Linked DNA regions of Homo sapiens: region 2 is linked to region 1. Evidence: read pairs that join two places in POLR2A ChIA-PET (ENCODE). Cell type or tissue: PC-9. All regions are shown on one strand. Links, peaks and the distances in the headings refer to the core of each region. The heading gives the core; the rest is flanking DNA. Region 1 overlaps ZFYVE9 (zinc finger FYVE-type containing 9). Region 2 overlaps ZFYVE9 (zinc finger FYVE-type containing 9).

The links. Peaks named below come from ENCODE experiments on the same cell type or tissue, not always from the same donor. Only the 100,000 strongest peaks of a DNase experiment are listed, where the experiment ranks them.
Region 2: POLR2A ChIA-PET joins it to region 1 with 19 read pairs; 6 of 35 experiments call an interaction of 5 or more read pairs at or near these places.

What each region holds. Positions count from the first base shown.
Region 1 is chr1:52,167,461-52,170,278 of GRCh38, forward strand. All of the region lies in intron 1 of ZFYVE9 (zinc finger FYVE-type containing 9), which reads left to right. Among named protein-coding and RNA genes, the nearest start is that of ZFYVE9, 27 kb to the left of the region's middle. In PC-9, for the core only: no CTCF peak of the experiment used is centred there; no DNase peak of the experiment used is centred there.
Region 2 is chr1:52,280,256-52,283,073 of GRCh38, forward strand. It overlaps ZFYVE9 (zinc finger FYVE-type containing 9), which reads left to right. Exons shown (of 19, transcript NM_004799.4): 10 at 1,406-1,561. Among named protein-coding and RNA genes, the nearest start is that of CC2D1B, 85 kb to the right of the region's middle. In PC-9, for the core only: no CTCF peak of the experiment used is centred there; a DNase peak (open chromatin) is centred at 1,486.

The sequences.
Region 1 (2,818 bases), core at 279-2,778:
TCAACAGCGCATGAGATACATATGAATCCTCGCCTTGGTAATGTTCTAGAGGTGAATATTAGCATAGATCTAAAAATAACCTACCCTTTTACCCTGATATATGATGCCACCGTCACTTGTAGAGTACAAAAACGTATACAAATCTTGCCACACTTTGGTTACAGGACACCCACTTCTCAGAAACACCTCATCAGAAAGCACATACAAATCATCAACTGTCATTGCTTTAATTTTGATGTGAAGCCAATCAAGAGTACAGTAATACTCTTGATTCTGCATATCCAAACAAAGTCACAGCAACAAGCAGATGAACTGAAGATAACTTCAAGAGAGCCTTCATGATACCAGGTCCAAAGCAATGACCTCTCAGTGTGCAGACAGCAGAATCACAGTTGATCTTTGGAACATTCAGATCCTGTGAGATGCTTGCAGCAAAAATCTTTGTTTCTGTAGCTTTTTGGAGAAAAGGCAAATAAATTTAGGATTAGTGAAATATTTTCAGCAGGCTGTTGAAAGGAGTTAGAAGTAAGTTGCATTATAGTATTATATGCATTTTGTCATTGTGTAGATCATAGAGTGGTTTCTGTGTGAAATTTGGGGCTTCCTTAGGAGTTAGGAGGGACTGCTTTCATTTAGTATACTTCTTATTTAAGAAAACTTATTAAAATCTGTCATAAAGCAAATTTGAAAATAGAAACAAATTAAGTTTGTGTTACAGATTAGATTCCTCCTCCTCTTCCTCCTCTTCGTCTTCTTTTTTTTTTTTTTTTTTTTTTGACAGAGTCTCGCTCTGTCATCCAGGCTGGAGTGCAATGGTGCGATCTCAGCTTACTGCAACCTCTGCTGCCCAGGTTCAAGCAGTTGTCCTGTCTCAGCGTCCTGCATTGCTGGGGCTACAGGCGCACACCACCACACCCGGCTAGATTGTGTATTTTCAATAGAGACGGGGTTTCACCGTATTGGTCAGGCTGGTCTCAAACTCCTGACCTCAGGTGATCTGCCTGCCTTGGCCTCCCAAAGTGCTAGGATTACAGGCGTGAGCCACTGTGCTTGGCCTTTTTTTTTTTTTTTAAAAGCAACAGGGTCTTGCTCTGTAGCCCAGGCTGGAGTGCGGTGGCTTGATTGTGGCTCACTGTGGCCTTGACCTCAGGCTCAAACAAGCCTCCCATCTCAGCCTCCCAAGTAGCTGGGACCACAGACACACACCACCATGCCTGGCTAATTTTTTACTATTTTGTAGAGACAAGGTCTTCCTATGTTGTCCAGGCTGGTTTTGAACTCCTGGGATCAAGCAATATTCCTGCCTCAGCCTCCCAGAGTACTAGGATTACAGGTATGAGCCACCACGCCTAGCCAGATTAGATTCTTTAAAAGCAAATTCTAGATGAGGTATCAGGTTTCTTTTAATGTATTGAAATTTTGTTGTATTGATTTTTGCTGGAAATAAGTGGCAGTTGGCCGACCCTAATCTGACCCCCCTGGAAACTCCTTTCCTATCATCTGCTACTCTTTCCCTCCCTTAATCTGTGCTTTGTTCTTGCTGTCCCTCTGTTTTTAACTACCTTCCTCTGAATTCCCAGATTGCTCCCTGACATCCAGATCTTGATGTGACTCAGTGAGACTTTCTCTGGCTGCCTAATTTAAAATTGTAACCCCCTAGTCGAGTGCAGTGGCTCATGCCTATAATCCTAGCACTTTGGGAGGCAGAGGCGGGTAGATTGCTTGAGTCCAGGAGTTTGAGACCAGCATGGGCAACATGATAAAACCCAATCTCTACAAAAAATGCAAAAAAACTAGCCAGACGTGGTGGTACACGCCTGTACTCCCAGCTTGGGAGGCTGAGATGTGAGGTTCACCTAAGCCCAGGAGGTCAAGGCTGCCATGAGCCATGATTGTGCCACTGCTCTCCAGCTTGGGTGACAGAGTGAGACACTGTCTGAATAAAATAAAATAAATTTATAACCCTCAAATTTTCCTCTCTCTTTATTTTTCATCTTAACACGTCATCTAGCATATCATATATTTTACATGTTTATCTTGTTGATCATTCATTTCCATCCATTAGAATGTAATCTCTGCGAGGGCTCAGGTTTTGCCTGTTTACTTGCTGTTTCATCTCCAGTGCTAATACTCAAATTCAACAACCTGGTTAGATAAACTCCACTGAGTGTTTAACTGACTTAATTATTTTAAAATGTTATAATAATAGAGGGCTTAATCTGTACCCTTGATTGTTGAAGGAACACAGTAACCAGGTGCTCAAGTATTGGTTGAGTGAATATTTATATAAATGTGAATTATGTGGAGATTTTTATTGTAATTATGTTGTAATGAGATTTGACCCCAAAACTTGCTATTATGAAGTATTTGTACCCTAACTCCTTGCTATCCTCTTATTTTCAACTTGGTCTAGGACTTTAGTAAGCTAATACATTTGTTGAATGGATTTGTCAATCAGTAAGCCTCAATTTTTTCCTGCAGAAATACATTTTCGTTATGTGATGTAACAGTTACATACGTTGGAACAGCCAAGAATTCGTTTTGACCTTTTGCAGATTTTACTTAAGAAGATTTTGAAAAATTTTATTGCTCTTTTTTAAAAATTCTTCCTATCTTCATTTAATATTCAGTTCAAAGCTTTTCATGAAGTCTTGTTAGATAATTCTAAGCTGTAATAATTGTTTCCTCTTAGTTTCTATAACATTAATTTATGAACATACTAATATTTGTAAATCCATTGCATCATTTATTCATTTGACGATACTTATTGACCCATTTACTCTTAATTTGCTGGCATATAGTTTTTCATAGTAGCCAC
Region 2 (2,818 bases), core at 166-2,665, 110 kb after region 1:
TGTAGTCCCAGCTACTCTCGAGGCTGAGGTGGGAGGAGTTCTTGAGCCCAGGAGACGGAGGTTGCAGTGAGCCGAGATCATGACACTGCACTCCAGCCTGAATGACAGAGTGAGACCCTGTTTAAAAAAAAAAAAAAAATTAGCTAACCTAGATTCTTGAAGTATATACCATCATGAGGAATGTCCTATTTAGGTACATAAAGCAAGGATTCCCAAAGTGAAATAAAGATGTCTTTGTTTTTTTGATTAACATTTGTTTTGATTTACATGGTGGTATTCATAATTTTATTTGAGTCCTTTTTCAGTTCCTTTGGGGATCCCATTGTGTTGGGGTATGAAGAGTAAAAGTGTCAAGGATTAAACATTGTTTTTGACTACATATGGTTTCTGCTGTTCATACTCTCCATATAGCCTTAAAGTGAAGGAGTGGAACTAAGTAGTTCAGAAAAGCCATCCTTTTCACTAATTTTTACAGCATGAAGCCAAGTAAAGTCATGTTGCTGATTATCTAGAATTTTTTCCTGGAAAGGACTATAGTTAAAATAGCTGGAATCTCTTGGTCATATATTAAATTTAATAAATATACATAAAAATATATTTCCTTTAGGTCACAACCTGAAGATAAAGCTATATTATTGGCTTTTGTTGTAATTACTTCTAGCCTTACATTGGTAATTACTTCCTTCGATGATGTGATTTTTTAAAATATAAAGGTGGAGGACTATGTTCTTCAATCACGTTTGGCTTACAATACATAGTTTGGTTTTATTTTAGTATTAATAGAATGTTGCTTCTTTTAATAGGAGTTAAAAGTTTTAAGTGCGTTTTATTATTATTTCTTTTACTTCCATTTCAATCATTTTTCTTTTCTTTTCTTTTCTTTTTTTTTTTTTTTGAGACGGAGTCTCACTCTTTCGCCTAGGCTGGAGTGCAGTGGCTCGATCTCGGCTCACTGCAAGCTCCACCTCCCGGGTTCACGCCATTCTCCTGCCTCAGCCTCCCGAGTAGCTGGGACTACAGGCGCCCGCCACTGCACCCAGCTAATTTTTTTGTATTTTTAGTAGAGACGGGGTTTCACCGTGTTAGCCAGGATGGTCTTGATCTCCTGACCTCATGATCCACCCGCCTCGGCCTCCCAAAGTGCTGGGATTACAGGCGTGAGCCACCTCGGCCGTCCTCAATCATTTTTCCAAGTGTTTAGAAAAGAGCCAGAGGCATTGGCATGTTTTATTTTCTACAATAGGTTTTTGGCTCAATGCAGTGACAGTTCACAGTTGAATTATACAGACTCAGTGTGATCTATTTTAATCTTTGCTGTATTGTAACACAGATTTCTGTGCATCTTTTTTTAAGAGTAAGGATTGATAGGAATGTCTTTATTTTTGTGTTTTTATTCCATCTGTAGATGTGAACAGGAAGTGCTGGTGTTTCACAACCAAGGGAATGCATGCAGTGGGTCAGTCTGAGATAGTCATTCTTCTACAGTGTTTACCGGATGAAAAGTGTTTGCCAAAGGATATCTTTAATCACTTTGTGCAGCTTTATCGGGATGCTCTGGCAGGTAGGAATGCTTTATGACTTAGTCTGCTCCCTTTGTAGATGACAAAAAAATTTTGAATTCAAATACAAAATAATAGTCTTAACTTTGGACTTAAGCATGGCAGGGGACTTTGATATTAGTGGCAAGTTGAAGCTTTCCATGGTTTGAAGAAATTATAAATTTTAGTATTGTACCTGGTATAGTTTTTATTTTACAGAGGCTGGAATCAAAGCTGTAAGAGAATCTGGTGACCTAAATGTAAGAATATTTTCTTTTTAGTGGCCTGGGGTCAGGATATTGGTACCTGGTAGAAGGAAGCATATTTGTAACTTACTTCTTGTTTCTTTGGTTAACAATATTTATTTAATCATAGTGTAAATGCTAATGAATATTCAAATTTCAAAAACAATTAGCATACATGACTATGGCTTCAAAATAAATTGTAAATATTAACTGTAACAACTTAAAAGTAAAAGCATAGAGGTTAGAAGCTGGGAAAGACTAAGGATATTAACATAAAAAGAAACTAAGATTGAGAGAAAAGAAACACATTATTTGACATTATAGTTATTTATTATGACATTGTGTTATTTGACATTACAAAGTCAGCCTCCCTTTGATTTAACAAATGAGGTAGAAAAACGGTGTAATTGAACTATTCTCGTTTATTGTAACAGGAAGTCAGTACATAATATCTGTATTTGATAAATAGGGTTTATCTTTGAGGAAGAAGGCCTGGAGAGGGTGTGAGGGTGACCGGGGTATTAAAACTATTTTCATGTATTATTTGATAATATTTCATACATATATTAAAACAATAAATTATTCAGACTTTCTTAATGCAATAATTTTCATTGTGGGATTCTGTGCCAAAGACAGTATCCAGAATATAAAATGCACTTCTGTGAATGAAAGGGTTTATTGCAACATTACCTAAATTTAACACAAAAATTCAGAAGCAACCTGAATGCCTTAGCTATAGGTGGAAAGTTTAACTGTGTTATACTTATTAGATGTGAGGATCTTTTTGAGAACTTTTTTTGGCCATTAAAACAATATTTATGAAAAGAATGTAGTAACATGGAAAATGCTCTTTAAATAATTACAGAAGCAGGATATATAATTGTATTTTTAATGTGATGTAGATTATGCGTAAAAGATTGTGCCTTTATGTCTTCATTAGTCTCTACAATAATTTAGGTGTAGCATTACATAAGGGCAAGGTGATACATTGGAAACTGACCACATGATACCTGTGAAGTACCTTTTAATGTTTAC